Linked DNA regions of Homo sapiens: region 2 is linked to region 1. A link is an interaction called in ENCODE POLR2A ChIA-PET data of the cell type or tissue named here. Cell type or tissue: IMR-90. All regions are shown on one strand. Links, peaks and the distances in the headings refer to the core of each region. The heading gives the core; the rest is flanking DNA. Region 1 overlaps SAMD5 (sterile alpha motif domain containing 5). Region 2 has its middle 110 kb from the start of SAMD5.

Region 1 (5,382 bases), core at 204-5,203:
TGAACACATGTGAATAGATTATTTTTCTTGGTGGAGTGAAGAAAGAGCTTTTATTTTCTTCATAGGGGTGTGCCTAATAATTAAGGGGGAAAATGAAATATGAGAAATGTGTGATACGTATGGGGACAGCTCTGTAATAGTTGTCTTCAGCAGTTACCTCCTTCAAGCTTGTCAGAATTTTAAAACCGTTCATTTCTGTTCCACTTGAAGAGTGAGATCTATCAAGACCAGCCTCTGGAGTGCCACAATGTGATCAGCCAGAAAAGAATGACGGCGCATTCGGCACAGGGAAATCACTGACGTTTCCTATGGTCATGAAGCAACATATGCTCCACTAATTACTGTTTTCTGTGACTGCTCTCACATCTTGAAACTCTCCATGACCCATTGCGGAAATCCTGTTCATCTGCCCCCCACCTACTCCCTCAGTGAATGAAAAATAGCAGATTGCAAGGCTGGACTTGTTTAATGAATGTGATTTGTTTTTGTGGAATCAGAGGCATGAGAGGTTTTGGAGGCTGTTAGTTTGACACTAGATTTGTGAAATGACTTCATAGTCCACACCGTTAGATGGGTTTATAGGCAGGGTGTCTTTACTTGCTAAATGATAATCTGTCCAAAGGCATTTTCTTTATTTTTCTATGTTTCTAGAGCAAAGTGACCTTTGAAGGAAGGCAGCATCATGTCTCTGACTTCAGGCAGAAGTCTGTTGAACATGGGGCAGACATGGAATCTTGCATTATAATGAGAATGTCTTCAAGAAAAGCGGACTCCCTCTGTGGCCTTTTCTTCTCTTGGAAGTAGTCTTGTTGCCATCTGAGTGACCCCTAACACTATAACCTAAGGATTTTCCTGGATTTTTTTTCTGACACAAATAGCTTGTTTTCTTGTACTGTATAGTAAATGCAATTTTTGGTGTTAACACCTTTTTATGTATTCATTTATTAGAGCATTAAAAACCAAAGTGTTGGCCGGGTGTGGTGGCTCACGCCTGTAATCCCAGCACTTTGGGAGGCTGAGGCGGGTGGATCACGAGGTCAGGAGATCAAGACCATCCTGGCTAACACGGTGAAACTCCGTCTCTACTAAAAATACAAAAAATTAGCCGGGCTTGGTGGCGGGCGCCTGTAGTCCCAGCTATTCGGGAGGCTGAGGCAGGAGAATGGCGTGAACCCGGGAGGCGGAGCTTGCAGTGAGCCGAGATCGCACCACTGCACTCCAGCCTGGGAGACAGAGCGAGACTCCGTCTCAAAAAAAAATAAATAAATAAATAAAACCCAAAGTGTTACCTTGTTTATATTCAGGTAACTTCCCTTCTCTATGGAATTTTCCCTCACTCCTCCTTCCTCCCCACAAAAGCCCAACAACTTGGTTTGTTCAGATAGGTTGAAGATTACTTTTTCGCAGTTTATAACAAGAGCTGATGTTTAATAGAGGTATTGGGTTGCATATGGCTTTATTTTGGCGACTATTTGAATATATTAAATAGTAGTAGGATATCGTTACTTAGTATTACAGCAAAATAGGATGATTCTCTGGAGAAAGAAACTTCGTAAGCCTGGATAGTAATACTTACCATCTATTTAGATGTGATTGCCTGATGGTGTCACCCAAACTAATTAATAATGACATATTAGCTAACATATTGCCGTCAGCAGGTGGCTGTTTGAGCAGGGGTGAAAATGGCAGGTGCTAAAACAAATTGCTGTACCTTAGAGAAATGTACAGAATTCTTCTTTTAAAGAGTCTTGATGATGTCTGCAGTATGATTTTTATTTTTTGGGAGCTTACAAGGCTTGGAGAGGTTGCAGAGATAGAGACTAGGAAAACAAAACAAAACAAAGGAGAACAAAATTGATTTAACCTTTTCCAAAAGTTTTCCAATTCAATAAGCAAGCGGTTGAATCTAAGCAGCACAAAATTTCCAGGAAAGACTCAGGCATCCTTCTTCCTTCCAACTTTCCTTTTCTTCCTCTTCTTTGTCCATCTAGATCTGTCAAGGGATTGTGGGCACACAGCAGAGCCATGACAGATGGGCAGTGCACTGTAATCTACTGCTGCCTTTCAATTTCAGAGGGATCATTGTGACAATGAAGGGGTTAAAACTGTCAACACCTATCAGAGCTTGGAGATAATTAGTGTAATATAAACCCAAGAACTTTGATGGCAAAGACCACACAGCAAATGAATTCGACTAGGTTGCTGCTTTGTAAGAAATACTTAATTAACCTCTTTCCAGCTCACGTGCAACTATGGTTTTTACATGCCTATGTGAAAAAGTTACTGTTTATACATACAGATGATAATGATTAAATATGACTGTGAATCATTTTTACTTTGGAAGATGCATTTCAAACTAGCACTTGCAGCTACAAGTTGAAAAGATAAGTGCTCTTCCAGCATGAGATAGGTCGCCTTTGGAATGTCTCACAATGTATTGACTATTGCTCTAGTACTAACGTTGCTAACGTGTAGTACTGAGTAATGTGACTTAGGAATGCAAACTATTACAAGGTATATTTTTATCTAACCATTTTTTTTTAAGTTTCCACCTCTTAGAAGGAACATAAAAGGAAAATAAAGTAGGCCTTTTTAAACAAAATATAGGCTTGACAAGGATAAAATGCATTCTTTTTTAATTAGCTTGAAAGAGAAAATTGATAGATAACAAGCAAAAACTCTTAGGGCTGTTCTTCAAAAGTCCATGTGGTAAGCAGAAAGGGACAAGAATGACTTAAAAATAGGAGCAGAAATCCATGATGGACTAGGGGAAGAATGGGTAAAGGAGAACTTCAATAACCCAGATATGTTCAAATCCACAGGTCCCAATGGCTGGCATCCTAGAGTACTTAATGAATTGGCCGAAGTCATCACAGAGCCGCTAGATATCATTTTTGAGACCTCGTGGAGGACTGATGAGGTGCCTGAAGACTGGAAAAGGGCATATTTAGAACCTTCTTTCAAAAAGGGAAATGGATGATGACCCTGGAAATACTCATCAGCTTAACTTTTTGCTTGGACAAATTCTGGAATAATCAACTTAGTAAACTGGGTAACTGGCTTATAACAGCTAGAAATAAGGCAGTGAACTATCACGCATAAAGAAGTATTGAGTTCATTTTTTTAAGAAGATATCATGATGAGATACAGTCTTATGCATTTCTTGGCATTCTCCCTTCCATTCTTAATGAAAACAGATGAGGTTGGCTAAGGCATTTGAGTCATAACTTAGTTTAAGTACAATATAACAAAAAGGTAGATTTCTGACAGTAAGTAGTAATTATATTATTTCCAAATTTGCTTTTAACTTGAGAACAGTAGCTTTAATTTTTATATTCAAGCATACATTCTACTTCATTTCATATAGGACCATGTTTTTATAAGATAAGATACATAATTCTATGTAGAATAGTTTGGTGAAGGAATTCTTATTTTAAGGTGCTTTTATATAGTTATTTTGTATATTGGTACAATGTTAAAGGTGATGAATTAAGGAACATCACCAAGAGAGGACAATTTCTTCTAACTTCTCTTTTTAAATTTAATCTGGCTGAGGTTTAGTATTAGGACTAATACAAGTGTCTTGCTCTGACATGCATCAAGCAAGAGCTAGCTATTTTACTTCATAGCTAGTTTCTTGCACTCTGTGGAGACTGCCAGGGCCGCAGCTCACAGCCTGTTCTGAGCTGCAGTGCTTTATCCCACCTTGCTCTCCAGGCTTCTGACTTCAGGCCTGTGGGGGCCGGGAGGTGGGCAGCGGCAGTGGCCTGAGGAGCCCTGTAGAACTACGGCTGAAAAAGAAAGTAGATTGAGGTGGGGGGAGGAAATTAACAGGAATCTAGAGTTTTTCTAATTCTTATCGTCTTATCGTTCTTGTGTTTGGATGCTGGTAGTTTTTTTTTTTTTAGACAGAGTCTCGCTCTGTCACCCAGGCTGGAGTGTAGTGGCACAATCTTGGCTCACAGTGACTTTCGCCTCCCAGGTTCAAGGAATTCTCCTGCCTCGGCCTCTTGGTAGCTGGGATTACAGGCACGCATCACCACACCCAGCTAATTTTTTTGTATTTTTAGTAGAGATGGGGTTTTACCATGTTGGCCAGGCTGTTCTTGAACTCCTGGCCTCAAATGATCCACTCGCCGTGGCCTCCAGTAGCGCTGGGATTACAGGCGTGAGCCATCACACCCGGCCTGGATGCTGGTAGTTTTATTTTCTGCTTAGAAAACGCAACCATGTTGATGGGACCAAAAACTTAGTTGAAAGAAGCCATGGCAAAAGATGTTGACGTACAACTGGCTCCTGAGGCTGTCAATTGTTTAGAGCTCCCAAGTAGTACTGCATTACGGAATCTACTACTTAGAAGAATGTACAAGATGTAAGTTCCCATCGGCACCGTCATGGTAAGAAGAATAAGAAACTCTCAAAGGAAAAGAAACTTACATTCACTTTTTCCTGGTCCATTTTGGTTCCTAAGAATAGATAGGCCATTAAGAAGGATATTAGGTTTCTAAGGACAATTTTAACACAATACTGCTTTAAAAATCTGAAGTTTAAATAGTTTAGCTATTTCTGTAGGTTAATTCAGGCACTGACTAAAATCAGTCTCATTATCATATACAAATGTAAGGAAGTTAAATTTTAAAAGCATGTATAGGTTGTCCTTAAATTATACAAAAGCTTTTAGTTTCATCAGGATTATATTCCAGTTAACCTTTCATCTTTTTTTTTTTTCCAAATGAACTAGGGTCTTTAAAATTCCTAAGTAGATTCTTTTGAGTGGTAGGGGAGTCTGTATAGATTACAGATATAATTTATTGTGATAACAAATGGCTTCCTGTTTGACCTCATTTCCAGGTGTCGCATCCGTGGCTGATTTATTTCACAGATGTACATTTGCATGTACTTGTTGAACTTTGCTAGGAAGGACTCAATTTTTGAAAAATCTGTTATTTTCACTGTGGGCCTTATGAGGCAATCTACTGCAATGGAAAAAGGGTTCCTTGGTCATTTCAAGTTTTATTTTCTATTAGAGTAATATCTAACTTCAATTATTTTGCCAGGTTTAAACCTTCTCTCTGTGTCTGTGGTTAGAATTTGAAAATAACAATGCTCTGCTTAAAGTAAGAGTCACAGTCAGCAAAAAAAGCCAATGGATTTTAAAAAGACATCTTAGTTAAAGCTAGAGGAAGAAAACTTCAAATAAGCAAAGAAGTATTGAAGGATGCCCACGAATTCCTTTGCATTAAAATCAAGATGAGGTAAGAGGTAGAATATAAGAGAAAGGGATTATTTTTACCATGAATTGTATCTGGGGACAGTTAGTCTTAGAAGGAGTAATTTTTTCAGCGTTTTTCCTCTGTATCTAAACACCAATAATATACTTAA
Region 2 (5,382 bases), core at 313-5,312, 57 kb after region 1:
TGAGACTGAGTAGTGGGGCAACATGAGGGGGAGCAGATTCCCAGAGATTGGGAGGAAGGTGGGGCTGATTGGAGCCTGGGGCATCTCTGGGAAGTAGGCTGGTCCTACAAGAGTACTTTGCAGCCAGTGGTGAAGATATAGGAGGTCAAATAAAGTAAGTGATGAGAAACAGAACAGATAGAGCAAGGTAAGATCAGAAACGCAGGGTGACTGTCACCTCTGTGTAACCGTGTTGTGAGGAGACGGAGAGTACCACTAACACCCAGTCCTTGGCGGGAGCCCATTATCTAGTCAGTCTGGAGAGCTTCAGTCCCTCCCCTGACCAATGTGAAGCTTGCCCCTTAGGGCACCTGACTGCCTCATGAGCTCAGCGAGGATATTTAAAGAAACCACCCAAGTTTGTTCCTGTGACCTTTCCCCTTTTTACGAAGTCATCTGAACAACACCTTTCTACTTAGGAGATTCATCTCTTCAAAGTACTATATTCCTGAATCAATGTTTTGTCAACATTTCTAAGTTACTTCATCTTTTAAAGAGGATGTGTCTTATGAGGAAGTTGGAATTCTTTGCAAAAACATAGCAAAAATGGGAGCTATCCTTCCAGGATCTTGCTATGTTGCTCAGACTGGCCTGGAACTCCTGGCCTTAAGCAGTCCTTCCTCCTCTGCCTCCCAAAGCTGTGTGATCACAGGCGTGAGCCGCAGCACCCGGCCTTTCCTGCTCTTGTGAAAAGCTGGCTGTCTTGCTCATCTCCCTCACCCCTGTATGTTTTTATGCTGTGGGCAGGGCCGTGACGTGCACAAGACATCTTTCACAATCTTATTTTTTTTAAGTATGAAGCAAGACATCTAAAATGAGAAAAAATAGAAATCACCATGTATTTGAAATGAATTATTGACATGAATTCTGCATTTATAGCTGAACTTCCTAGCGGCCAAGATAAAAACATAGAAATGCATTGGGTTATTTACTTTTCATATTCCTGCAGAAAAGAAGTACACACCTTAATCTTGAGAAAAACTTCCCGAGTTTGTATAAGATCCATGGCAGATATGCAGATACTCATGAGGCAGATACGCAGATACTCATGAGGCAGATATGTGGATACTTGTGAGGATACGTTTAAGTAAAGATATTCCTTGATAGTCCTAAGGTCACAAATTAATCCAGGAAGAGATCCTTGTTATCTGTCTCTAAATAAATAGAATTGAAGAAGGAAAATTGTGCTATTTCTGCTTTTCTGTTATTTCTAAGAGTGAGGAAGAGCTGGCCCCTTCAGAAATTCTTTGGAAACAGACCAGTCAGGGGAAAGGTGTTAGCAGTATCAGGGCCTACAGATAACTGTTGGCTGCAAGAGAGGGTGGACCATCATCATGGTTACCCTGTGTCTGGAGAGGCCATCACAAAGTGGAGCCTACTGCCTGACAAGGGGGAGGCCACCTACTTGATGATAACTCCTCAAAGGCTGATACCCAGTCCTGAGAGTTCTCCAAGGCCCTGCTGGCTGTCCCTGATGGAGTCACTGCAGAGGGTCTAGTGGAATCCTAAGAGACAGCAGGAAGCTTCAGCTGCCTTCTTTTATGGTTAATGACTTAGTGATACATTATTACCATTTGAATTGTTAAGGCTTCTACGTGAAATATAATGTTTTTAATCAAAATAAGTTGAATGTTGTTGTTTGGTCCCCGGAGCCACGTGTAGCCCTTGTGGGAATGAGCAATGACACTGTTCTTGGCATCACAGTGCCCTTCCCCTGCTTAGGGAAGCCCCGTGCGTTCCATCCTTCCTTTCCTCGAGCTTCTCTTCCTCCATCCACCACCCACTCTCCACGCCACTTCTGCAGCTCTGAGCACTGGCCTGCACAGCGCCCTTGCTCATTTTCTTCTTGTGCTTCTCCCCATCCATGGGATGATTCTTGTCTCTTCTGCTCACAGATTCTGGCCCCAGCCTTACTCCCGTACGACCCCTTACCCAGCCAGCTTTGATCACTTCTCTATTTAGCGCTGCTCTCACAATGAAGGGCACAGTTCACAGCATTTGATTCGCATTTCTATGCCTGTAACCTGTATTTATTGTGCACCAATTATGTGCAAAGCCTGGGCAGAAATTCTGCCTTCAAAGAATTTACAGCAGTGAAGGAGATAAGCCACAGGTATACCTAATTCTGCTTCAAGGTAGAAGAAGTAAATGCCATAAGAGCCATAAGATATATTACAGAGGGAGAAAACACTTCTAGAAGGACCCGGAGTGATTTCGTGAAGGATACTGTGTTCCCCAAAGAAGAGCTTTCTCACTGGTGTGCTGGGAGTTGAAGGCAGGTGAATTAAGTAGCCATCGCCTCTGCTGGAAGGACGTGGCTGGCTTGGAGGCTTACCTCAGGGGCTGTACAAAGAGCTTCATGTCCTATGTGTGTCCCCAAGTGGAGCTGATCAGAACATCTTCTTAAAGAGGGGGTCAATTTGGATGTTGGGACTGTGTTTGAGGAATAGTTAGAAGGGAGACAAAGTTAGAAGAAAGAACCGTGGCTCTTGTGTGTTTGTGTATGTGAGTGTATGTTTGTGTGTGTATGACTGTGTATGTGCCTCTGTGTGTGTGTGTGTGTGTGTGTGTGTGCGCGCGCGCACATGCGCGCGCATGTAGGGAAAAATTTGGAATATAGCAAATTGCAAATAGGCAATCATAAAGGTGGGTTGGAGCATCATCACAGAGGGTCTTACGTGTCGGGCTAATCACTTGAATTTTACTCTGAAGTTAGAGCAGAATGATGTAATCAGAGCCAAGCTTCCTGTATGCTTTTACATACTTCTCAAGTTAAAGGGGGAGAGAGACTGGAGATGAGAAGACCTTGGAGAAAGCTTATGAAATTTTAGAAGTATGAAATAATGAAACGTGAAATAAAACAGTGACAGTGAGATCATGAGGTTGGACAGATGCCGGAGGTGTTTTGGAAAGATAGTCAATGGAGCTTGACTTCTGATTGGAGGAAATCCAGTGCATGAGTCAAGGTTGGAGATGGGAGCAGGAGAAAGGGAGAGTCAGGGATGATGCCAGAGCCTTCAGCCTGGTAACTGGGTGATGCTTACAGCTGCAGCCACTTCAGGAATCCATCCAACAGCCATCCCTCCTTCTCTCTTGCTGACACAGAGCTATCCCCCATCCCAGAGAATGACTCATGATTGGCCTGAGCCTGTCAAGGCCATTCATTTTTCTTCGCTAGTGATGATTTGGGAGTAGACATATGACCCAGGTCAGGTCAACAAGCCAGATAAAAGGATAAGTCAGCTAGGGGTTCTCTGCCAAAGGAGAGCTGCCGAGGAGCAGCCTTTTGTTCCCTGCTCTCCCTCCCTTCTGTGGGTGCTGTTTTGTACTATAATGATACCTGGGGCCATGGCAGGCATTTTTGGACCGTGAAGGGGAGGCCAAGAGAATCATGGACAAACCAGCTAGAGTTCTGATGTTATTGAGCTTGGAACCAACTGGAGAGCCATGTGTCTTCAGCCTGTCTGCTAAGTGAGATCAGATGCATCTGGACTGTTAGTATTTTCTTACCTGTAGCCAGACATATCTGAACGGATAAAATGATTCTCAGGAATGTGAAAAGGGAGGAGGAACACGTGATTGTGCTGGTGCCAGTAGATGAAGAGAGAAGATGAAGAGTTTTGCCTGGGCTGTGCTTTCTTGCTTTCCTAGGTTGTCTTCAGAGTCTCTCTCACCAGCTGGAGCCTGACATTCCCAAAGATAGGCAGGGTACAGTCATCCCTCAGTGTCTGTGAGGAATTGGTTCCAGGACCCCCCACTGTGGATACCAAAATCCTCAGATGGATGTTCAAGTCTGTGATATACAATGGCATCGTATTTCCATAAATCCACACAATCCTTCTGTATACTTTGTCATCTCTAGATTACTTATGCTACTTAATACAGTGCAGATGCTATGTAAAGTCATTATACTCTATTTTTATATGTATCATTTTTATTTTTCTATTGTGGTTTTTTGAAAAAATATTTTCTTTCCATGGCAGGTTGAATCCTGGGATGTGAAACCCACGGATATGGAGGGCCAACTGTACTTAGTACTGTTCTTTTCAACACAGCAGCAGAAAGTATCTTGAACTGACTTACACTCCAAAGCAGAATTTATACTAAGTCTCAAGGAATATCTTCTAGAAGCCAAGTGTAGGAAGCTGGGGCTCAGGAAGGGATAGAGTCTGGGACTGTCCAGCCCACCAGGAACTATTTCCTGTCACTCATCCCTGGTGAAAATGGGCTTTCTCCCTTTCTCAGGCCATGCGACAGGAAGATGCCTGGCCAGCTGCACCTCTGGTTCAGGAGACTGACTCAAAATGTTATTTGGTTCTTGTATTAGTCCATTTTCATGCTTCTGATAAAGATATACCCAAGACAGGGTAATTTATAAAGAAAAAGAGATTTAATGAACTCACAGTTCCACATGGATGGGGAGGCCTCACAATCATGGCGGAAGGTGAAAGGCACATCTTACGTGGTGGCAGGCAAGAGAGAATGAGATCTAAGCAAAAGGGGAAACCCCTTATAAAACCATCAGACCTTGTGAGACTTATTCACTACCATGGGAACAGTATGGGGGAAACAGCCCTCATGATTAAATTACCTCCCACCAGGTCCCTCCCACAACACATGGGAATTATGGAAGCTACAATTCAAGGTGAGATTTGGGTGGGGACACAGCCCAACCATATCAGTTCTAACCCCACATTCTTGGACAGACCATCTAGCCTGGCTAAATTTGCTCTCTAGGATTGTGAAATTACAGTTTATAAGCCTGTCAGCTGTGTGTTGTGGGGGAGGAAAGGGAGGATCAAGAGGGGTCCTCATGAGCCTCCCAGACACCCCAGAGCCTGTCTGCTATTCTTATCAGCCATTTAGCTATTCTCTTCCAGTAATTTCTCCCACATAGTGGGATTCTTAATAAATAAGTAGCCCCATATGACAAATAATGTTAATAATATTAATAGTCAAGTCACTACTTGATTATCAAAGGACTTTGACACAAAAATTGTATATCCATATTTTAGGACATGTGCTTTGAATTGTAACACATATTACACTAACATTGTAAGAGGAGTTTGCTCTGCCTCCCACCCCACTGACATACACAGGAAGGACTAGACTGAGTAATCTGATATTATCTTTGCCATTTTCGTGATGTATTTTCTTGTTAGAGCACATTCATTGAAGGAAATAATATAACCCAGCAGATACTTGCAACAGTTCTTTCTAAAAACAAAGTATATTGCAGAAAAATAAGTTTTTGCTCATCATAACTGACTCTATTATGCCTGATGTATCTGAAAAAACTTAAGATTTCAAAGAGCCATTACATTTAAGTAAGACTGAGCACAT

The links. ChIA-PET counts read pairs that join two places held together with the same protein. Peaks named below come from ENCODE experiments on the same cell type or tissue, not always from the same donor. Only the 100,000 strongest peaks of a DNase experiment are listed, where the experiment ranks them.
Region 2: POLR2A ChIA-PET joins it to region 1 with 5 read pairs; 3 of 35 experiments call an interaction of 5 or more read pairs at or near these places.

The regions. Positions count from the first base shown.
Region 1 is chr6:147,561,572-147,566,953 of GRCh38, forward strand. It overlaps SAMD5 (sterile alpha motif domain containing 5), which reads left to right. Exons shown (of 2, transcript NM_001030060.3): 2 at 2,823-5,382. The coding sequence ends at 2,885. Among named protein-coding and RNA genes, the nearest start is that of SAMD5, 56 kb to the left of the region's middle. In IMR-90, for the core only: no CTCF peak of the experiment used is centred there; a DNase peak (open chromatin) is centred at 3,180.
Region 2 is chr6:147,618,378-147,623,759 of GRCh38, forward strand. It overlaps a transcript of SAMD5 not described here. Among named protein-coding and RNA genes, the nearest start is that of SAMD5, 110 kb to the left of the region's middle. In IMR-90, for the core only: no CTCF peak of the experiment used is centred there; a DNase peak (open chromatin) is centred at 3,054.